Linked DNA regions of Homo sapiens: regions 1 and 3 are each linked to region 2. A link is a loop called in an ENCODE intact Hi-C map of the cell type or tissue named here. Cell type or tissue: heart right ventricle. All regions are shown on one strand. Links, peaks and the distances in the headings refer to the core of each region. The heading gives the core; the rest is flanking DNA.

Evidence for each region. Peaks named below come from ENCODE experiments on the same cell type or tissue, not always from the same donor. Only the 100,000 strongest peaks of a DNase experiment are listed, where the experiment ranks them.
Region 1: it touches region 2 in a loop (2.3-fold over the local background); 27 of 110 quality-filtered maps call a loop at or near these places.
Region 3: it touches region 2 in a loop (2.6-fold over the local background); 33 of 110 quality-filtered maps call a loop at or near these places.

The regions. Positions count from the first base shown.
Region 1 is chr1:201,651,496-201,659,367 of GRCh38, forward strand. All of the region lies in intron 5 of NAV1 (neuron navigator 1), which reads left to right. Among named protein-coding and RNA genes, the nearest start is that of MIR5191, 64 kb to the right of the region's middle. In heart right ventricle, for the core only: a CTCF peak has its summit at 4,013; no DNase peak of the experiment used is centred there; H3K27ac peaks cover 2,384 bases.
Region 2 is chr1:201,556,551-201,564,422 of GRCh38, forward strand. The region is part of intron 1 of NAV1 (neuron navigator 1); the gene reads left to right. Among named protein-coding and RNA genes, the nearest start is that of NAV1, 21 kb to the left of the region's middle. In heart right ventricle, for the core only: CTCF peaks have their summits at 3,277 (motif pointing right) and 3,494; DNase peaks (open chromatin) are centred at 3,311 and 5,851; H3K27ac peaks cover 4,124 bases.
Region 3 is chr1:201,637,429-201,645,300 of GRCh38, forward strand. All of the region lies in intron 4 of NAV1 (neuron navigator 1), which reads left to right. LOC124904482 (a long non-coding RNA gene) reads right to left here. Exons shown (of 2, transcript XR_007066789.1): 1 at 1-7,872. Among named protein-coding and RNA genes, the nearest start is that of MIR5191, 78 kb to the right of the region's middle. In heart right ventricle, for the core only: no CTCF peak of the experiment used is centred there; a DNase peak (open chromatin) is centred at 3,303; H3K27ac peaks cover 3,392 bases.

The DNA.
Region 1 (7,872 bases), core at 1,415-6,414, 95 kb after region 2:
TCTCAAAGCACACTGACACTTTCAGTAACCTCGGAAGTGAGGAGAGAACACCTCCACTTCCCAGTTGGGGAAATGCAGAGTCAAAAGCATTGAGGGCCTTAAAGGCATCTATGAGTTCATGGTGGAAGGGAGATTCCACATTGATCTCCTGAGGACTAAGTCGCAGCTCTTCCTAGGAGACCTGATTGAGAGAGGAAGAGTCAGCAGGCAGAGGGACCTGCCCAAGGCTATGTCTACTGGGTATGGGCCACCAGAACTGCCTCGATGACCCTACAGAGGGCTGAGGGGCTTAGCTCTCTGGGGTGGGGAGAGAAGGGTGGAAACTCCCAAATCTGCCTGTCTCCAGCTGAGAGGACCCAAAGTTGGGGGGTGGGGAGTTGGTTCAGGCTGTAGCAAGGCAGAGCCTGGTGTCAAACAGTGGTAGGGAGGAAAGGAGGGGAGTTGGTGACCTCCAAACTAAGCTTTTCCCTGTGTGAAGGGCAGAGGGTAGACTGCCTGGGGGAGGGGTAGAGGGAGAGGAACTACAGAGGGAATTCGTCTTCCAGAGCCAATGATGGTGGTGTTCAGGTATCAGACAGGCCCTCAGTGTACAGCAGGGTGGCCTCTGGGGAGAAGAATGGTGACTTGATGTTTCAGGATTGTGATTGAAGACACTGGGCATTTGTCCCCACCTCAGTGGGGCTCAGTGTCCAGTTATGTTCACTCCATAGTACCATCCTAGATCCAAGAGGCTGCCAAGAATCAATTTCTGAGGCGGAGGGAGGGGGTGGGAGTGAGGCAGCTTCAAGTCAGAGCCTTTCTGTAATAAGAGGGAAGGACTGAAACCTGATCATCCCCTTCCCAGAAATCAGCTGGGGTCCCAGATGGTCTAGGCAGGCTCCCTGTCCCTTCGCTAACCTTGGAAGCTGCCAAATAACTAGGGCCCCACTGGGGAACCCTAGCAACTTGGAAGACTGAGGAGTGAGTACCGAGGGCAAATGGGCTAATTCCAGGAATTAGATGCCTCTGGACCCTGGCCCGATACTCACATCAGGCAGTTTGGCTCCGGAAGAAAGGCCACAAGGCCCTTGGCCTGGGTCTGGGGGCTAAGCTGGAGGCTGCATTCCTGAGTTCTCTGTGTAGAAGTCCTAAGCTCTGTGACCCCCTCTGGGACTCAGTTTCCTCATTTGTGAATGGAAGAGACCCTCCCATGGCTCATCCTTACCCCCTAGGGATGGGAAGGGGGTGTAGATTAAGGTGATCAGACCTGGAAAATGTTCCAAGTGGCTTAAAGAGAGCCTGTATTAATACAGCGCAATAGAATACAGATGCACCTCAATTTATGATGGGGTTATGTCCCGTTAAGACCATTGTAAGTTGAAAATATTGTAAGTCAAAAATGCATTGAATACACCTCACGTACCGAACGTCACAGCTCAGCCTAGCCTACCTTAAACGTGCTCAGAACACTTATATTCACCTACAGTTAAGCAAAATCATCTAATATAAAGCCTATTTCATAATAAAGTTGCATATTTCATGGAATTTATTGAATACTATACTAAAAGTGAAAAACAGAATGGTTGTATGGGTACTAGAAGTATAGTTTCTACCAAATGTATTACTTTCATGTGATCATAATGCCAAAAAAGCAGAAGCCGAACAATCACAAGTCGGGGACTGTCTGTACTATAGTAACACCCCAAATCTTCCTACCTCATCTTCCCTGGACCTGAGGATCTCAAAGCAAAACTAGTCTTTTGACACTCCAGGTGTTCATGTTCCTTCCTTCTGTCCTCCAGGAAAAGGGGGCAAAGTGAGACAGCTAAGACTGCCCAAGGTCAGGGAGTAAAAGAACCCAGGAACCTGGACTTCCTAGTCCCTCTTCATCTCAAAGGTGTCTGGACCCACACAAGCGGTTGTCATGACAACAGTTAGGCCTTCTGAAGTGCAGGCCAAGTAGAAATGAGGAAGAAAGGCAGGAAGCTATTCATTTCTAAGCCAGTTGATTGATGTGAATTTTTTGGGGGGGAGGGGCAGTGCAAGGGGGTCGCTCCAGTGAATGTGCTCTGGGATACTTTGAGTAGCAGGAGAAAGAAATGTGTTCACAAATACTTCGTTTTCCTTTTTATTCAGTGCATTGTGGGGCTGGGGTGGGTAGAGAATTCTCCAAAGAACTGCCACCCAGAACAGATAGGTGATATGTGGAAACTTATCCAGCACCCTCAGATTCCCTGAGGCCTAGCAGGAGAGTGAGGACAAAGCTCACTCCTGCCCTTCCTCTGGGCAGCAGCAGTAGTGATGGAGGATGCTTGTGGAATCACAGGCAGGAGGAAGGGCTGTGGCAAGGTGCAGCAGCCTGCAGGTTTGTGTGTATGTGTGTAGAGAAGGCACTGGCACAAAACCTTGGAGCTGTGAGGCCTCCTGCCTTCCTCCAGGTTGGTACCAATAATATTTCTTTTCTCACCGTGTCCAGAAAGTTTTCTTCCAAGGCTAGGCTTGGGCCCCCACCCAGGTCATGTTCCTCTCCTTTGGGCATTGCCTTGTTCTGACTGCTGCAGTCAAAAGCTGTTGGCTTTGACTCACAGCCCATGGCTCTGCCTCTGAGAGTACCGCATGGATGAATAAGTAGGTCCTAGGGGCAGTTCCTCTGCCCTGGGGAGAAGGTACAGATGGAGGAGAAGTACCCAGAGCTACTCTGGCTCCCTGAACCTTAAGCCAACCCAGGGAGATACCCTTTACCATCCATCACTGATGGCTCTAACCCCAGGCCACAGGCCCCTTCTAGACCTGCATTGAATGGGTAGCAGGACCAAGTCACCTGGAGTCCTGGGATGTTTCCTGACACTTTCTTCTTGTTTCACCCCTTCCCACTTTCTCTGCCCAATTTGATACTGTGGCTGCAAATGCCCACCCCCTACCTCCCACCCCCTACCACCCACCCCCATCACAAGCTGCCAACACCAGATCCTTCCCCTTCTGCTGACCTCCAATCTTGCCTTTCTCTGCAGCTATCCTTCCACACACATATACCGCACCTCACAGCCTCTGACCCTGAGGGTGAAGGTGCAAGCTGCTCCACGTGGTGCAAGGGAGAGCCAGTGCTGTATGGAGCAGGCTGAGCAGAGCCCTCAGGGTCCATAACTGCAGCTTAGCCACCTCTGCAGCACACTGCAATGTCTTCCTGGATAGCCAAGTCCCTTTCTCTCTGCAGAGCGCTCCATCTCCCTCACCCTTCCCTGAGATTTCATAGAATCCTAGAATGGAAATTGTCTAGTTGAGCCACTACCTCAAGCCAAAATTAATCCCACTATAGCATCATAGGCAGGTGGGTGTTCTGTTTACACTCTCCTAGTGACAGAGGGCTCACTACCTTATTTTCCAGGAAAGCACTCATTATTAGATAGATATTTCTTCTGTTGAGCTTTGATTCTGTCTTCTGAGAATTTCTACCCGTGGGTCTGAATTTGCTCTCTGGATGCTTACAGATGAAGCTAGCCTGCGTTTCCCAGGATCCCCTTTCTTATATTTGGGGTCAGACACCTATCTATGCTCCATTCGTCTTTTCTGCTTTTGCCTCTTCCTTCCATTTTTCTTCCATTTCTCTTCTTTTGGAACAAGACCTGATAGGAGATGTCTGACCTGTTCACCCTGACTCACGGGCCCAGTGGAGTCCAGCTCTCCACCTGGACCCCACTGTCTGCATCTCAGAGTGGCTCCCTACCGGGGACCCACAGCACCTGGCTGGTCTTTCTCCTGGCCCAACCAGGAAGCTCTCCTCCCCAAAGCCCAAAGCCCAAAGCCCAAAGCCTTCTCCCTCTGCCTGGAAAGCCTGAGCCAGCCAACAAGGGGAAATGGACGCCACATGTTTCTCATTTGCGCTGGCTGACCTCCCCCCACACCCTGTTTGGATTACCCAGATGTGTTTGATGTCCCAGAGCCTGCGGCCTTTTCTCTCATGCACAGGAAGGGCCGGGTGGGGAGGTAGGGGGGGCCAGGCCCAGCTCACTGGCCCTGCGTGGGCAGGTTCCCTCCTATAGGAGGCAGACATCACCTCCCACACCTTCCCCCACACTGCTGCTTCTGGGGACTGGGCCTCCTGAAGGAAGCAGGACACCAGCGCCTTCAGGGTTCAGCTCCCCCTTGTTCAATGAAGGCAGGTCTTTGCTTCCTTCTGACCCACAGAGATCGGGGGCAGACTGGGAAGATGCCCCAGGAACTGTTTTGATCTCCCATCTGGAGGCTGAGGGAGGAGCAGAGTTGCACTTAAGGTGTGTCTGGCATGGCTGTCCAGTGTGGGCACAGCAGCGTGTGCCTGGGATAAGCAGGGTGACCCGCTTTTCACCATGGTGCTTTGCACCTTCTATAAGCACCTTTTTTTTTTCTCAGACTTGATGCCTTTGGAATGTGGAGGGGTGTGTTGCATAGGTGGGAAGCTCCCATTAGGGGAGAATGAGGACCCATTGGGAGTTTCCAGATTGCTCCAGCCCATTCTGGTGCTGAGGTAGAGATGGGAGGGCATGGAGAGCAGCCCATCTCCAGGTTCACCCCCTAAGAGCTTTGGCTCCAGCAGGCCCCAGGCTCTCCCTGCCAGCGCTGTTGTATGTTGCGTGTTTGACACACACTTCTCCAACTCAGCTCCAGCCAAACCTCAGCAAGGCAGCCAGGGCTCGGCAGGGTCTGGGCCTTGGCCTGAGCCATCCTGGAATCTATTTTAGACATCTCAATGATACATTTCAGGGCCACTGGAGTGGGTGGTTTCTCCACAGCATCTTCTAATTTCTGGGCGACAGCTTTCACTCTGGGCTTCTCAGGGTGCTTTCTCCTGTGAGTTAGAGGTGTGGAAAGCAGGGACAAGTGCAGTCCCAAGCCCCAGTATGCTGTGTGTGTTCCCAGCGTTGGTTCTTATGGAATCTCAGAGTTGTGGTCAAGGTTATCCAGTTGAGGTGTTGCTGTTGGGTGTGGTCTGGTCTGAAAGGTTGAATGTTATAAGCTCCAGGTGTTTCCATGGAGAGCTGGGCTCATAAACTACGACCTTGGGCTGAGCAGGAAGATAGCGAATGTTGAGAAAGCAAGACTGAGGCAAGTATGACGAGAGCTATTGGGTTAATAGGTTGTATGGCACATGGCACAAACCCCTAGAACTCGGGTGAGGTTGGGTGTCAGGGTGTGAAGACTAAGTGTGCAGTGAATGGCATGTGTTCACATGGATCAGTGCATGTAAACAAACTCACCGGCTTGCAGCACATATGCACATACTGAAGGGACATTTGCGTGCATGTATATGTAACAGCTGGGCAGGTTTAAAAGAGTCTGAAATATGACCCTGGTGGAACAGCTTCCCCCAAACAGACCCCTAGGCAGAGCCCGCTGGGGTTTGGACTCCTTGGCTTCTTTCCCAGAAAAGCACTGTAAGTGCTGGTTACTCCTCAGACTCTGAGGACACAGGCCCCTTTGCCCTTGGTGACCCACTAACCAGGCCCCTCCCTTTTGGGGAAGCTGGCAGCCACCCAGCAGGCCCTGCCTTCTCTCTGTAGGATCCCTAAACTGTCATGGGGTCTAGGATTCCAACATCCCCAGACTGAGGCTGCTTCCTAGGAGCTCCTGGGACCTGATTATCCCAAGGGGGAAATGAAAAGCTCAAGAATCAAAAGAATCAGTAATCTAATGGTTATCAATAACATGTATCAATCACTTGGTAAGTGAAAGTCATTGTTCTTGTTCCTCAAGCCAAAATTAATCCCACTATAGCATCATAGGCAGGTGGGTGTTCTGTTTACACTCTCCTAGTGACAGAGGGCTCACTACCTTATTTTCCAGGAAAGCACTCATTATTAGAAAGATATTTCTTCTGTTGAGCTTTGATTCTGTCTTCTGAGAATTTCTACCCATGAGTCTGAATTTGCTCTCTGGATGCTTACAGATGAAGCTAGCCTGCATTTCCCAGGATCCCCTTTCTTATATTTGGGGTCAGACACCTATCTATGCTCCATTCGTCTTTCTGCTTTTGCTTCTTCCTTCCATTTTTCTTCCATTTCTCTTCTTTGGAACAAGACCTGATAGGAGATGTCTGACCTGTTCACCCTGACTCACGGGCCCAGTGGAGTCCAGCTCTCCACCTGGACCTCACTGTCTGCATCTCAGAGTGGCTCCCTGCCGGGGACCCACGGCACCTGGCGGGGCTTTCTCCTGGCCCATCACTTAATACTCACAATAATTCTATGATCCTGGCACTTACAAGTGAGGAAACTGAGGCACTGAAATACAGGTAATCTGGCCAGGGAAAGTGGTTCACACCTGTAATCCCAGCACTTTGGGAGGCCGAGGCAGGTGGATCACTTGAGCTCAGGAGTTTGAGACCAGCTTGGGCATCATTGCAAAACCCTGTCTCTACTAAAAATACAAAAAATTAGCCAGGAGTGGTGGCTCACACCTGTAGTCCCAGCTACTTGGGAGGCTGAGGTGGAAGGATCACTTGAGCCCGGGAGGTGGAGGTTGCAGTGATCTGAGATCACGCCACTGCACTCCAGCCTGGGTAATAGATCAAGACCCTGTGTGAATACAGGTAATCTGCCCAAAGCCAGTAAAGCAAGCGAGCAACAGAGCTAGGATTTAAACTTAACCCCTATGGTAACCTGCCTCCAGGAGCCTCAAGACTCCCTCAAACATTGAGTCTGATTCCATTTAATTCAGGAGCAACTTGTCAAGAAGTTAGTGTCGGCAGAGCACTGTGCTTCCTGAGACTGAAGTTCTGGGCCCTGCTTACTAGGTTCTGAAAGGCTGGATGAGGAGATAGAAGTGTCCAGGCTCATTCCAGTACAAGCAGAATGCAGCATGCTGCGAAGAAGCCAGAAAGGGCAACTGAGGGCTCGGCCAGCTGGAATTGGCATCAGTGCATAGGGTGTGTGGGGGCACATGTGAGATGGTGGGGAGGGGACATGCTACAGAAGTGATGTGAGTTTTGATAGAAGGGTGAGATTCTGGCAGTAGAGGTAAAAAAAACTAGAAAAGGAAGGGAGGAGGAACTGTGGGCTTAATGGCAGGTAGTGATGAGTCCTGTCTGGCTTAGAGAGATGGAAAAGGTGGTGAAAGAGGAGATGAGATCAGAAAAACAGGTTGGGGTGGGATCATGGCTGATCCGACATGGAGTGCACTGGGACTCAACTGTAGGCTCTGAGCAGATATTTGAGTGGAAGAGACCAATCAAAGTTCGTCCCCAAAGGATCCCCAAAAGAGTCCTGTGCCCGCTGGTCCTTGGAGATGTTGCTGATCGATGAGATCAGCCAGCCAGGGCCTCTCAAGTTTCACATCTGTCTGCTCCAGGGAAGATTATTCTTGCAGCCTATGCAGTGCCCACATGGGATGGATGGAGGGAGAGGACTCCTTCAGCCTCCATGCCCAGAGGTTGGCCCTCTGAGAGGGTAGGGGCACCCCTTATCCTAACTCTTAGCCTAAACTCAAGTCTTCATCTTCCTCTGTTCCTTTGGTATGCCACCAGGCTGTTCCAGTTGCCATGCCCTGGGAATTGATTAGGCCCTACTGTGTGAGGTGCAGTGCTCTGCCCTGACCAAGAGTTGTTCCTCCACTGCCCCAGCCCTGGGAAGTGCTCTGCTGAAAACAGTCCCACAACCCACAGCAAAGCTTGAACCAGACTACCTATAGCAGAACCAAGACATTAAACCAATTTGGGACTAGACAGGGGAGCTTTTCAACTGCACGCTATTCAGTGGCAGGCATAAGTGGTGTGGTGCCACGTACTAGCTCTAGCTTTATTGTTTGATCCAAGAAGCCTTCCTGAAGGAGCCGGAAGTTGGGGAGGAATTTAAAGGAGTTTTAAAGGAATATTTATAGGAATCAGAGGCTGAGCACAGTGGCTCACACCTGTAATCCCAG
Region 2 (7,872 bases), core at 1,229-6,228:
ATTCCTCCTCCTGGGCTTGCAGGAATTAAGTCAGGCAAAGACTGGGTTGGAGGGGAGGGAACTGGGGGGCCTTCCAGGCAAGGGGAGAAAAATACTTGGACTCTTCCCCTCTGCTGTCCTAGCCCCAACCTTAGTCCAACCTGGGCCAGCAGCAGAGGTCTAAGGACCAGCCCTGCCCCCTCCATAGAGGCTTGCCACCAGTCCTTGGGGCCCTCTCTGGAGAAATGCCCCTCTCCTCACCAGCAAAGAGCACCATCCTCCAAATGCCTGTGTGGAAAACGGGTCTCAAGTGACCTCTCAATGGAGAGCCCTAGAAAATCATTAGTGTTCCCCCTGTAAAAACAGGGGCTTAATTCTACGGGCAAATATCTCAGGCAAAAGCTCAGACCAGTAGACTCGTCTCTGGTGCAAAGGAGGAAGATGAGTCAGCCAGGGTCCCGGGAACCCTGACTCCATGATCCTGCCAGACCACAGGGCCCCCACTTAAGGCTTGGAGGGGGCTGAGATGAAAATGATCTACTGTTTCTCTTAGGAAGCCCTAGGGAAGTCCAGTTTGGTGTCAAGTTGAAGATTTCTATGCATTCCCACGGCACCAACTGTGATGGTGAAATGCCACATTTCAGCCCCAATCATTCAGCCAGATTGGATTGCAATTAGTACCTGAGGCAGGAGCCCAATGCCCTCTGAGGTGCCTGGGTGAATTTCAACTTCTGTGCTGCTCCTTTTGTGAAACAATGCAAGAGATTCTGGAAGAAAGACAAAGGGTTGGGGGATGTGCTTGTCCAATGTCCTTCAGCACAGCCCACAGGACAGCCTTCAGACGTGTCCTGAGGCTTGTGTGCCCAATCACACATGCAAGGAATTAGGGGCCTGCCTTAGGGCTTGATTCCAGGACATTTACTCCCCATGGGGAGATCACTTACAAAGCTGCACTGTGGCCCCAGAGGTTCCCCTGGGCTAGTCTTAGAGAGAATTAAAGTCAGAAACCACCCAGCCTCCCCAAAACACTTAACTACCACCTCCAAATTAGCACCGTCCTTGGCTGGTAATCAAATTCTAGGAGATAGTTCCTGATCTTCCCAGTTTTCAGGTGGGTTAACTGAGGACCGGCTTGCCCACACCACTTAGGCTAGATAGAACAAGTAATTAAAGCCCAGAAATAGCTGGCTGAGATCCAGCCTGTTTAATGTAATAATGCTGAGAAATGTCAAACGTGGTTTTGTTCCAATAGGAGTGGAAGGGATGAAGAGAGACAGGAAGAAAGCACTCTATGTAGTTTCTGGAGTTGGCTGTAGAAGGACGAAAGGACTCCTCAGGGGCTGCGGAAAGGAAGCCATCTATGTGCTGGGCGGTGACTGAGCTGTGCATGGAACCCTGCGCAAGGGGCTTGGAGGGGCAGAAAGGAGGAGGCCTGGACTCCAAAAAACAAAAACAGAAACCAGGGATAAGAATAAGGGTGAAACAGAACTGGGTTTCTATCCTGCTGCCTCTTCCTAGCTGTGCGACTTCGTGCATATTATTTATCCCCTCAATGTTTTCGTGCTTTGTAGGAGCCAAGGGAAAGCTTTCCCACCACCCTCTGAAACTTCACTGAAAATAAACTGACGATATGTAGATAAAAGGCAGATAAACTTATTTAACGTGCATAAGCTCATGGGAATCACAGGAGAATGGTCACTCCATAACCCAGTGAGGTCCAGAGGCTTATATACCCTTCTACATAGGGGAAGGGGAAATGCGGGCCATATGGCCATTTTGAAGAGTAGGCAGTGATTTTTCGGGGAAATGAATGAGCCCAGTGCTCAGATAATGGTTAGTAAATCATTCTCTTTGGGAATTGAATGGAACCAAAGAACGAACACTGGTTTGGGACAAAATTTGTCTGGGATCTAGGTGTGGTGTTTTTTGTTTGTTTGTTTTGAGATGGAATCTTGCTCTGTCGCCCAGGCTGGAGTGCAGTGGCACAATCTCGGCTCACTGCAACATCTGCCTCGCGGGTTCAAGCGATTCTCCTGTCTCAGCCTCCTGAGTAGCTGGGATTACAGGCGCACACCACCACGCTGGCTAATTTTTGTATTTTTGGTAGAGACGGGGTCTCACCACGTTGGTCAGGCTGGTCTTGAACTCCTGACCTCGTGATCCACCCGCCTCGGCCTCCCAAAGTGCTGGGATTACAGGCGTGAGCCACCGCGCCCGGCACAGGTGTGGTGTTTAATTTTCAGTCTCTTCCTCTGTGATATGAATTTTAATCTTCTATGGTTAATAAAACTTCAGGGAAGGAATCAAAAGCAATTGTGTTCCTCTTTGGGGTCTGGCTTCTAGGGAGATAAGAGAATTCCAGAGAATAGTCTCATCCTGTGCTTTGAGAAAGATGGATGATTGAGAGGCAGGAGTTGGGGTGGGGGAAGTCAGAGGTACCTTGAGTCTGCTTCTTTAGTTCAGCATGTCAAAAGGCCATATTATGGGGTATCGTTTTCTGAGCCCCAACACCTTCATCTGTAAAATGGGAATAATTTTAACCTAGCTCATTGGATAACCTTGTTCACAAGGATTGAAGGAGATAACGCGTATAACACCTTTAGCATAGCGCCAGGCATATGGAAAGGGGTTGTTGATAGCTCTTGGCCTTCTGGAGCCCGTTTCCCCTCTGTAAATTGGGGGTTATTTATGGTCCTTACGGGCCTGCCGAGAGGCTACCATGAATTGTGGTTATAAAGGGCCTGGCTATGAAATAGATGCTCAATAAATGTTTCCTGCCCTTGAGAAGCTCCCCATCCATTTGGAGAGACCAGAAGCACACCCTTGGAGGATCTGACACTGGAGACTCGCACATAAACCACCAGGAACAGTGCTCTTCCAACAGTTGCTGCTTTTAAGTCTCTTGTAGGTTGGGGGAGGCTGAGGGTCCTTAGAGTTACGACTGGGAGCAGGGTTTTGATGGAGGTGAGAAGCTTTGTCCGAGATGATGGTCGAGGTGCCATGCATGTGGGCAGAGGGCAGCAAAATTGTCCATTGAAGCACTGATCGCTGAAGCTGGAGTGTGAGGAAAGGGAAGGCCTGTTAGCCCAGAGCTGTGGAAGGATTAGCCTCCTTTCTCCTGTGCAGGTTTCATTTAGCAGCCCTTAAGAACAGTGCAGTGTCCATCCACTTCTCTTTGGACAGAACCCCGTGCCATCCGCCAATAGGTGCTTAATAAAGGCGGTGTAGAGGGATTCTGGGAAGGAGGAAGAATCTGGTTCGGCCTTTGTCTGCATGGCCTTGCATCTTCCTGTTGCCGCCACCAGAGGGTGCAGTTGCCCAGCAGAACCCAGCCCGATCCCCACGCCCTCCTCTCCTATGCAGGCAGCTCGCAGCTCTGCATCTTGTGGGCTAAGGAAGCAGGTCCCACAGGCACGTGTCCCCTCCTTCTCAGACTGGAAGAAAGTTGGGGTGAGAGGCTCAGGCTGGGGCAGTCCTGCACTGTGCGGGAAGCCAGGCAGGGTAGGGCGGCCGAGGAAGTTCAGAGGATGGGAAGAGCAGAACCGTATCTGTCTCTCTGTGTTGTGTTTGCCTCTGCCTTGCTGGGTGGTATCAAAAAACTCTCCTATTCTTGATTTAGGTTCCATCTTCTATAAACCACACCCCTCCTCAACAAAAACCAAGATTCTTGCTTTCTCTCATGTAACTTTCATTTTTTTCAGGATGTAAAACCCATTAAGGATCTTGGGTGATAGAGTATGGGACAGGCTAGAATGCTATTTGATGGCAAGAGCAAAAGGTCAATAATTTTTCAGCCTGGCTGCTGCTTCTTATGGAATCTTCTTCCCTTTGGGTTATGGACCCCTTAGCCAGCGCCAGCTTCCCCTCCACCATCAGCATATCCCTCCTGCCAGGCCAGAACAACTTGCCCCATTGAAGATCCCAAACTACTAGTGGTCTAGCCTTGGCCATCCTGGTGTGGTGACCAACAGGCAAGAGCCCAGTGACCCTGCATCCGGGGTGTTTGGGGTGCCAGAGAGAAGCAGAGGAGGAGCTGGAATTGGCAATGGACCCTAGGTTCCTTGCCAGAGCTCTTGCCCCACAGCAGGCCCTGAGAAACAGGATATTTAATGAAATCCTGTCTCCCAGTCCTTCAATGCCCAAGTCACTGTTCCCGTGGAAAGACACTGATGTTTGTACAGATGTGCATCTCTGTTGCTGCGTGGCAGCATTTTTATCTCCTGTCTCTGCAGAGCCCCTTCCCTGGGACTGAGGAGCCACAGAAGGCTTTGGGATCTGTGGATCCTTGCCATGAGCCGAGACCTCCCAGAGCTCCAGCACAATGACGGGAAGGCCAGGCTGCTATTCCAGGCCAGCCCTGGGTGCCACAAAGCAGACAGTGGGCTCAGGGAACATAGTCAGCATTTCCGTTGCATTTGCCACCACCACAGGCTTTCCAGTGGCGTGCAGCAGTCGCTACTCTTTCCACAGGTACCAGGGAGTGTGTTCATCCAGTGACTGGCTTGGGACCAACCTGGGGTGGGGCTTTGATTTCTGAACCTTTTCTCCATGAGACCCCAAGAAGCCCCTGCCTTGACCACAGCTTGCCTCTGTGGTGGGTGGGACCCCTTGCTAGTGGAGGATGGGAGCTCCTTTGTGAGTCCTTCTCTTCATTTTAAAGGGACAGAGTCGGCAGTCCCTCTTGCTGCTGGGACAGTGGGATATTGTCAGTCAATGAAGTAGTCCTAAGTGTAGTAATTTTTAGTGTTGTGAGAATGGTGATTTGCAACAGGAAACAAGAACTAGCTCCCAGCCTAAAGGGTGATGTGGGAAAAGAAGGTAAACGAATCTGCCCCATCACACATGGTGTTACGCAAAAACAGGATGTGGGAGCTGCACAGATCTGAGTTCAAATCCTGATTCTGTTACTTACTTACTTACTAGCTGGGTAACTAACCAGGGTGCTTTAGTTTCCTTGACTGTAAATGAGGTAATTGTGAGAATTAAAGAAGATTAAATCTGTATAGTAGCTGGCATATGCTAGACATTCAATAAAAGTTAGTTTCCTTCACTTCCATTATCCATGTTTCTAGATTTTTCTTCTGAGTCCTTTTTTTCTGGACATTGGAAGCTCCCCACAGATACAGAAGTTTTTCCCTATTAGGCAGTAGGCTTCCTGGGGGCAGGGTTCTGTCTCTTCCATTAGTGTAGGATCTGGTTAAGGACAAGGCTGTGTTTGGCTGTGTTCCCTACTCAGCCTGGGGCCTCCATGAGATTAGGAACTGTGCCTTGCCCATCAGCCTGGGAACTCCCTGCAGGCTGGGGCTCTGTTCCTCCATCAGATCCCCCATGTTCAGGGCCCTTAGGCAGTAAGCTTGGTCACAGCATGAGACTATCAATGGTTGGAACAAAGGCACCCAGTTAGGTTTAGGTTTGAGAATCAACCAAGGAGACCAAGGAGGTTCTGAAGGTATTTTTTATTTATTTATTCCTATTTATTTTTCGGTTTTTTTAGAGACAAGGTCTTGCTCTGTCACCCAGGCTGGAGTGCAGCGGCACCATCATAGCTCACTGCAGCCTTGAACTCCTGGGCTCAGGCGGTTCTCCCACCTTAGCCTCCTAAGTAGCTGAGACTACAGGCACACACCACCTTGCCTGGCTAATTTTTTTTTTTTTTTTTGTAGAGACAGCTGGGTTGGGAAGTCTCACTATGTTGCCTAGGCTGGTCTCGAACTCCTGGGCTCAAGTGATCCTCTGGCCTTTCAGCCCCAAAAGTGCTGGAATTACAGGCATGAGCCACCAAACCCAACCTGAAGGTATTTTTCTAAGGTCAAGTATGCCCCCCGACCTTGGGTCCTAGTTGGTAGAAAGCATTTCCGAAGTGGAGACATCTGGATGGCAGATGTGAAGTTGGCTGGGATGGGCGAAGGTCTGGAAGGCTTCAGATTCCAGGCCCCATGACTCACTCCTCCATCACAGCAACCCCTCAGCAGCTGGGCCTCCTGAGCCCTGGGCAGGACAGGGTTAGTGGGCCAGGCCCAGGTGGGCAGTGGTCCTTTGCCTTGGACACTGTATGGTCTGAAAGGATCCCGGCAGGACTGATCACTTTTGAAACTGCTTTCTGAAAGCTCCAAGCTTCCTTCTGAGTGGAGCTTAAGATATAATATTAAGCAGGTCATTCTAGGACTGTATGAGAGCAGAATGTGGCATCTCTTTCTGTTTTAGCTTGCAGGGTACTTCTAGGCGGTTGGTGCTCTCTCCTGGGCCTGGTGGATGGAAGGGAGCAGGCAGGGAGGGGTGGGGCAGGCCCTGCCTACAGAGCCTGTCAGTAGGGAACCAGTGAGTCACCAGAAGTCCAATACCTCAGTCCAGATCCTGGATGCTGTTGGATCACGGGATCTGTCTGAGCATCAGTTTCCTTTTCTGAAAAGTAGGGATGATAACAGCCTAGGACGGTGGGTGAATCAGTGAGGTAATGCACAGGAACACGCATAGTAAATAGTTTTTGCCAGAGTGGGTGGTTATGAGTATTTAGAGTGGCCTGAGCCTCCCAATTGAAATATCCTGGCCTTTTGTCAAGTCCTAAGAGAGGATGTGTGGGGGAAGCTACAGACTAATGAAGAGGTGACCGGATCGTCAGAGGGTGCAGACATGCTTAGCAAGCTGGTGGTGCGACTCAGGGCTAGCTGCCCCTGGTCACGCTCCCCCTGTGCATCCGCGGCAGCAGGAAACATTTGTCCTCAGGAAACAGCCCCTCGAAGAGCGTCCGGACGCCGGGACCCAGCCTGGATGGCAGAGGGGGCGTTAACTCGTCCCACAGGTGCCACTGACCCAACACGATTTTTTTTCTGGTGTATCTTTCTGGGAGATGTATCTTTCTGGGAGATGTTGGAACTGGGCCCAGAGAAAAGCATACGAGACCACAATCCCCAAGACACTGCTTGGTGGGGTACCCCACATGTCTGCTTCAAGTGCCACAGGTACAGCAAGGAAAGCCTGCAGGATCCCTCCACATCAGAGGTAAGGAAGAACCCAGAATCTGGAATTGGATGCCAGGAGCTTGAGTTCTGGGCCTGATATGACCACCTGGGGGCCCTTTGGCTAACACCCCACTTCTCTGAGCCTCAGTTTTCTCATCAGCAAAATGAGGGCATGGATCCCTATTTCAGTGTGTTATTGTAGGGGTAGAATGAGGTAACATGTGAAAGACCTGCGAAGGCAGAATGCTGTGGCCCTGACAAGCAGAAGCTTTGCAGGCAGGCAGATCTGGTTGGGATCCGATTCTCTTTGGACCGTAAATTCCTGGCCAGAAGTGGTGGCTCACACTTGTAATCCCAACACTTTGTGAGGCCAAGGCAGGAGAATCACATCAGCCAAAGAGTTTGAGATCAGCCTGGGCAACATAGCAAGACCCCCGTCTCTACAAGAAATTTAAAAAATTAGCCAGGCATGGTAGTGTGTCCCTGTAGCCCTAACTACTCAGGAGGCTGGAGTGGGAAGATCTCTTGAGTCCCAGAGGTTGAGGCTGCGGTGAGCCATGCTAGCACCACTGCACTCCAGCCTGGGTGACAGAGCAAGACTGTGTCTCAAAAAAGAAAGAAAGAAGAAAGGAAAGAAGGAGGGAGGGAGGGAGGAAGAAAGGAAGGAAGGAAGGCAGGCAGGCAGGCAGGCAGGCATCCTCGGCCCTGGCACAGGGTCTGGCTCATTGTAGATGGTCAGTTTGTAGGTGTGAAAGGAATAGTTCAGTCTCACCTCCTCCACTTTGTAGCAGTGTGGCTTTAACTTTTCTCACCTTTAGCGTCCTTACCTATTACAGGGGAATGGGGCCAGGCACGGTAGCTCACGCCTGTAATCCCAGCACTTTGGGAGGCCGAGGCGGGCAGATCACTTGAGGTCAGGTGTTCGAGACCAGCC
Region 3 (7,872 bases), core at 1,415-6,414, 81 kb after region 2:
TGAACATAGATTAAGAAGTTCTGTTCTAGGGTAGTGATGTCATCACTGTGTTGACAAGGTCACCACAGGTTTGGGCCTTGTGCTTTTCCTCATCAGGTTTTTGGGTTTGTGTGGCCCACAGTGAATTAAGAGGATTTATTACAGAGTAAGACTATCTCCAAGGTCCCTCTTAGTGTTGTGATTTAATGACCTTAAAACAACCAATTCTTCATGGACAGGTCAAATTAAACTCTAGATTTGCCCATCCCGAAGGACACATGCTCACACAAGGAGTTTGCTTGTCCCCATCCAACACATGGGCACAGCCACAGGCACACACCCTACCCTCTCCTTCCTTTGCCTGCCTGGAGTTTTCCCTCACCGGCCTGCAGTTGCCATGACAACTGATCTGGGTGGGTCATGGTCTAAGGGCGATGTACCTGGGTGGTGCAGAGCTCTGCTGAGGCCCAGTGTGCAATATCCACCCCAGTGGTGTGTATGGGACAGTTGCCATGGCAACATACAGGAAAAGCACATGTGGGAAACATCTGGACTTCTTATCCTGGGCTCTTTATTAGCCTGAGGAGCACAGGGATCTGATTTTAAATGAGTACAGTTTCAGACAGAGTACCCTAGATTAGGTGTTCTTCTGCCTTTCCCTACTAGAAGCCCCTGAGCAGAGGGAGCAGAGATTCTCTAGCTCCTCCCTCCACCCAATTTCTTAGATGACCAGCTGCATATATTCTCTTAAGGCCACATAGCAAATCAAGAAGACAACCCAGAACCCCCAAGGCTTGACATTAGGGAAGTCCTCAGAAGACCCTGACTTGTTGGGACTGTCAGGTCCACTAAAAGTGGACCAAGACCCCAGGACATAGGTCATGGGGCTGAGCTATGAAGCGACTGGTGTTGCTACAGACCACCAGCTCTGTCTGAAGGATTCTCCTCTGCCACATTCTCACTCCCAGGATTCTGTGGGGCAGTCTTAATGTGACTGCAGTCCTAGATCATGCAGACTTCAGGTGCAGCAGATGTCTGGGTTACAGGAGCTCCTCAGCAGGACAGGCAGGAGAGTCAGGGCCCTCCTTCCCATTCTTCACTCACCCTTCTAATACCCAGTCCCCATTTCTCTGCCAGGATCCCAGACTTTCCTGCTGTGGGGTTCTATATGTCTTGGAATCACATGCAGTTATTATATTAAGCAAGTCTCTAGAAATAGCTGCATGGTAATAGCATGAAGTTATGGGAAGATGTGGAACACACACAGACCTATATTCAAATTCTGATTCCACCAGCAGCCTGCTGTGTGGTCTTGGGCAAGTGTATGTCTCTATAAAATGAAGATAATGACAGCCCCTGCTTCAAAGGCTTTTATGAAATGATGAACATTACATGTCTAAGAGGGTCCCTGGCAATAGGAGGTGCTTAGTAACTGTAAGATCCCCTGTCTTTCAGTTCAGCAAGGATCAGTGAGCCCTTACTAACTAACCTATGTAGGGCACTTAACAATTCAGCTGGCAGAAGAGGATATCTCCGTGGGATATAAGTAGGCAGAATGTGGGTACCCAGCCCCTGACTATAATCAGTGGGTAGGAAAGGCAGAGCGGTGTGCGATGGGGTAGTCATAAGGCCTCCTGGAGGAGGTGGCTCTGAAGCTGGGCCTTGAGGGGAGAATTGGATTTGAATTCATATAACAGAAGGCATTCAGGAAAAGGGCAGAGCAAAGCAAAGGTGCAGGGGTGGGGTCAGGCCTGGAGCAGGGGCATTTAGAGGAAAGCATTAGAGGTCAAAGTTGTCAGCAGGTGAAGCCAGAGTGGGGAAGGGCTTGAGTACTGCGTGTTGGCCAGCACTGGCCTCTAAGGCAGCCAGATAGCAGAGGCCAGGGGACTGTCCTTTCCTGGGAAGCCAGCGAGGTCATCAGGTCAGAGATATGCTTCTCTGCAGGACATCATGGAGTTCTGGCTTTAAAAGAAGGAAGGTCTCAATGCTTGGAGATCTGGACCCCACTCCCCAAGGAGGGGAAGGAGAAACCCCGTGCCTTGTTGTGCACTGCCAGGGCTCCTCTGCTGAGAAACCAGTCACGAGAAATAGAAGTCCTGTGTTCTAGCCTGGGGGCCGGGACACTTGGGAGAAGCAAGTGTCCAGCCCTGAGAAGAAGAAGCCCAGCCCTGAGTCAGACCTCCCTAGCCCCCTGACTTTCTAGCTGAGAAACCCTTGGCTGAAGGAGGGGCCAGTTTTTTGGATTCCAGCCCCTATCCTCCCCTCCCACGTCTGGAACAGGCCCTCCCAAGAGCCTTCAACCAGTTTCCACTCCCTCCAGGACGACAAAGCCCCGAGAACCCTGCCTCTGAAGGGAGAGCCTGTGCCCCGTCCCCATCCCAGCTTGGGGGGCCCCGGCCTCCAGCTGGGGACATGGGCTTCAGGCTCTGGTCTTGTTTACTTGTGTGACTAGAGGTGACTTGTTTTCCTTCTAAGGGACCTCATTTCCGACCCTGTCCTTTCACACGGTGGGCAGGCTCATCCCTGCTCTATCCTTGCCCTGTTGGTGTAGAAATTTGTGTCCAGGCAGCTGTGAGCTCCAAGGAATGTGAGTTGTAGCTTAGAATTTCTCGGCATTCCCACCCTTCTGGAAGCTCCCCCGAGACGGTTGAGCTAGAGGGCAGACCGAGGCCCATGACCTCTGGCTCCACTCCCAGCCTCTAGTTTTCTCTGCCTCATTTTCCCCAATAGACAGGAAGACAATAAATCTCTCTCTGGAGCCCACACACCTGATCTGTAGCCCAGAGGAAAAATCCCCAACCACTGAACTCAGGGAGTCTTCTGGGGCCAGAGAGGGTGAGCCGGGGACCTGCAGTGTCCACAGAAATATCTCAACTACCAATGCCCTGGAGAAGCAAAGGCAGTGGCTGGGCTAATGGACCAATCTAGGAAGTCTTCCTGGATGAGGTCCTGGAGGTGTGAGCCACTCAGAGCATCCATATTGGACCACTGTGTCTAGTGTCTCCTTTTTTTTCAGCAAGTGGGAGTGGGGGATGGGGCTGAAGTCCCAGCTGGGATTACTGCCTGGGCTGTGAGGATACCTTGCCCACTTTTCCCCCTGTCTCCCAGAAGTGTGGTGAAACTATCCCCATGCCTCTGGACAGAGCAGAGATTTAGGGGCAGAAGAGGGTCTCAGCCCTGAATGCCCCAAGGTCATTCCTCTGAAGAACTGGAGCTTCCTTCAAAGGAGCAAGGCAAGGGTCTACTGGCCTCACTCTGGCCCAGGGCTTCAGGGAAGGGAGAAAAGATGCTGCTGGGCCACCATCCCAGAAGCTTGGCTTCCATTCCACACACCAGCTGCACTGTGTCTTGCCACGGGGTATTAAGAGGTCACTGCTGTTTACAATTCCCTACACATCTGTTCCGAGTCACGCATTCATTCATTTAATCAATCGTCATTCACCAAATATTTTTGAGAGCCCACTGTGTGCACAGAGCTGGGATGGGTTTTGAGAAAAAGTTCAACTGAAGATGAATCCTTGGGAAGCACCAATAGGTGAATGACGAATGACAGCCCTGAACATTAGGAAATGATTAAAGTGGCTGCAGTGAACTGCGTGGGGAGAGTCAGGGAAGGCGGCCTAGAGGAGGCGGATTTGGCCTCAAGCGGGGCCGGGGAGAAGAGAGGACTCTAATTCTACCTCCAAAACCAGCTCCTCCTGAAGCCTTCCCATTTTGCTTGATGGCAACTCCAATCTTAGAGCTGTCCAGGCCCAAATCCTTGGGGGACATTCTTGGTTCCTCTCTTTCCCACACACCCACATTTGGCCAATAGCAAATTCTAACAGCTTCAAAATATATGCAGAGCCTGACCACTTCTCACTACCACCACAGTCACCGCCCAGTTCCAAGCCACCATCATCTCTCACTTGGGTGACTGCAACTGCTTCTGCCCTTGAGCCCAGCAATTTGCTCCCCAAATAGCAGCCAAAGTGGCCTTTTCAAGAGGGAAGCCAGGTCATGTCACTCTCTGCTCCCAGCCTACCAAGGCTCCCATCTCACTGGAAGTAAAGCTTTGGGTTGCTTAAGAAGTCCCATGTTTTGGGTGCTCAAAAAGTCCCTGCTGATAGCTGGAATGACATGAGGGAATGACATGGTGGAGAAAAGGACAAAAAGAAGTGGGGAACAATGGCTAGAGGGCTTTCCACAAAGGCAGGGGTGTTGGCATCTGCTAGGCAGGTGATGAGGAGACCTTATGGTAGGCATCTAAGCAGAGAAAACGTATAGAAAATGCTTGTCACTGAGTTGGGCAGTGACAACTCCATGCTGGTCCAGAGTGAGTGGGCTAGGCTTGAAGAGCCATGTGGCTGGGTTCCCAGCCCTTGCTCTCCAGATCCTGACTGTGGTCCCAGAAATCAAGAAAAACCTCCCCTGCTCTGCCCTTAACCCTGGAGGAAGCCAAGTATGGGCTCATGTGCCCCCTTCTCCCTCCCGCAAATCTCCCCTTCTCCCAAGGTCACCTTCCTTCATTCCTTCCCTCCCTCCCTCCTTTCTTTCTCTTTTTCTTCCCTTCCTTCCTTTCTCTCTCTCTCTTTTTCTCTTTCTTCCCTTTATTCCCTTCCTTCTCTCTTTCTTTCTCTTCCTTCCTCCTTCCTTTCCTTCCTTCCCTTTTCTTTCTTTTTTTCCTTCCTCCCTCCCTCCCTCCTTCCTTCCCTTCCTCTTTCTTTCTTCCCTTTCTTCTCTCTTTCTTTCTTTCCTTCTTTTTCTTTCTCTCTCCCCTCCCTTCCTTCCTTCCTTCCTTCCCTCCTTTCTTCCTTTCTTCCTTCCCTCCTTTCTTCCTTTCTTTCTCGGAGTCTTGGTCTGTCGCCCAGGCTGGAGTGCAGTGGCGCGATCTCGGCTCACTGCAGGCTCCGCCTCCCGGGTTCACACCATTCTCCTGCCTCAGCCTCCCAAGTAGCTGGGACTACAGTCGCCCGCCACCACACCCAGCTAATTTTTTGTTTGTTTGTTTGTTTGTTTTAGTACAGACGGGGTTTCACCGTGTTAGCCAGAATGGTCTCAATCTCCTGACCTCGTGATTCACCCAAAGTGCTGGGATTACAGGTGTGAGCCACCGCACCCGGCCTCTTTCTTTCTTTTTTTCTTTCTTTCTTTCTTTCTTTCTTTCTTTTTTCCCTTTCTTCCCTTCCTTCTCTTTCTTTCTTCCTTCCTCCTTTCCTTCCACCTTCCTTCCCTTTCCTTTTCCTTCCTTCCTTCCTCCCTCGCTCCTTCCTTCCCTTCCTTCCCTCCCTCTCTTTCTTCCCTTTCTTCTCTCTCTTTCTTTCTTTCTTTCTTCCCTTCCTTCCTTTCTTCCCTCCCTCCCTCCTTCTTTTCTTTTCTTTTCTCTTCTCTTTTCTTTTCTTTCTCGGAGTCTTGCTCTGTCGCCCAGGCTGGAGTGCAGTGGCGCCATCTCGGCTCACTGCAGGCTCCACCTCCCGGATTCACGCCATTCTCCTGCCTCAGCCTCCCAAGTAGCTGGGACTACAGGCGCCCACCACCACACCTAGCTAATTTTTTGTTTGTTTGTTTTAGTAGAGAAGGGGTTTCACCGTGTTAGCCAGGATGGTCTCAATCTCCTGACCTCGTGATCCGTCCGCCTTGGCCTCCCAAAGTGCTGGGATTACAGGTGTGAGCCACCGTGCCTGGCCTCTTTCTCTCTTTCTTTCTTTTTCTCTTTCTTTCTTTCTTTCTTCCTTCCTTCCTTCTTTCCCTTCCTTCCTTCCTCTCTCTCTTTCTTCCCTTTCTTCCCTTCCTTCTCTTTCTTCCTTCCTTCCTCCTTCCTTCCCTTCCTTCTCTTCCCTTTTCTTTCTTTCTTTCCTTCCTTCCTCCCTCCTTCCTTCCCTCCCTCTCTTTCTTTCTTTCTTCCCTTCCTTCTCTTTCTTTTTCTTTCTTTCTTTCTTCCCTTCCCTCTCTTCTTTCTTTCTTTCTTCCCTCTCTTCTTTCTTTCTTTCTTTTTCCTCTCCCTTTCTCCTCTCCCTTCCCTTCCCTTCCCTCCTTCCTTCTTTCTCTTTTTTTTCTTTTTTTTTGAGACAGGGTCTCACTCTGTGGCACAGTAGTGCAACCTCAGCTCACCACAACCTCCGCCTCCCAGGCTTAAGTGATTCTCCTCCCAAGTAGCTGGAATTACAGACATGTGCCACTATCGCCCAGCTAATTTTTGTATTTTTAATAGGAACAGGGTTCCACCATGTTGGCCAGGCTAGTCTCGAACTCCTGACCTCAAATGATCCACTTGCCTCAGCCTCCCAAAGTGCTGGGATTACAGGCATGAGCCACCAAGCCAGGCCCCAAGGTCACCTTTCAAGGTCAATGAGCTGGGGACAGCCTTCCCACCCTCTCCTCTCTTTGGCTCTCCCTGACCCCCAGTTCTCCTAACACAGTCCCAACTGACAGATTCCCCAGACCCCCCACAGACACCTGGGTTACATCCGTTTCTAATCACAGGGGTGTGAGAATGTGATATCACACAGCATGCGTCTCCTTGGCTGTATGCCTACATCTTCATTCCTCAAATTGCTTTAAGTTATCTGTCAACAGATGTAGTCAAATCACTCATCCTATCGCCATTCCAGAAACTACCAATGACTTTGGAAAGAGGAGTGGGATGATGAGCTGGTCTTTGGGGCGCTGAGGATTGGGGACTTTCATGTTCCAAACCAGCCTCTTTCTGCACCTCCCCTTTAGAAACTTGGTTACTGACTTCACCAGCACCCACTGCCTGCCCAGCCAGGCCTCTCCCTCATCACATAACCTCTTCATTGATCATTGATGGTAGAATCTCTCTTCAGAGGACAATTTGAAGCCTGTCATTCTAGAGAAGGGGTAAATGGCCGAGTGGGAGGGGCTCAGGGCTGGGTTTGGAGATAATGTGACAGGGCAGGTCCTTCTCTTTTTAGGAATCACTCGAGGAACCATTCTGCACATACTGGTTTTATCAACTGATGCTGGAATGGCTGTTGCCACAGCAGCAGAGTGCTCCCACTGCAGTAGAGGATAGTGGGAAACTCATGGGATGTGAAAAGAATCAAAAAAGAGCCAGATAGAGGGAGAGGTCACATTAGGGAGTGTCAGAAACTTCCTGGATGCCAAGATGGCTATTTAAAGGGACCACCACCTGGCCATAGCAAGACCCTTTAAAGAATGACAGTGCACAGAGACTGGCACTCAAGGGGATTGGCACTGAATTAACCCATGAGATGTGCATAGAAGGTGTCTTCCATTTTATAAACTGACAGGTGACATTTCATGCAGGACAGAGTGTGGAGCACTAGGTTTAGGTGGTAGGGAGGAGGCTTCTCTTATTGACAACACTTTTTTCTCTTCTCAAAAGAAGCAGAATTTCAGGAGCCATTTATTGAAGGAAGGGAAAGGACTTGGGATTTGGGGAATAGGATATCCCATGAGAGCATGAGACAAGGTACAGAGGAACAAAGAGGAATAAAGACAGGGGAAGGGACCAGGCCAAAACACCAGATCAAATGAGACAGCAAGATAACCAGGAAGGCAGGAAGGAAGATCTGGCCCTGGGGAGGGGGCATAAGGTGACAAGCAAATGCAAGTGGACAGAGCAACAAATGGAATCATGTTTCGCAGCAGTTCTAAAGAATTTGAGAGCCCATTACTGGGTATATACCCAAAGGATTATAAATCATGCTGCTATAAAGACACATGCACACGTATGTTTATAGCGGCACTATTCACAATAGCAAAGACTTGGAACCAACCTAAATGTCCAACAACGATAGACTGGATCAAGAAGATGTGGCACATATACACCATGGAATACTATGCAGCCATAAAAAATGATGAGTTCATGTCCTTTGTAGGGACATGGATGAAACTGGAAACCATCATTCTCAGCAAACTATCGCAAGG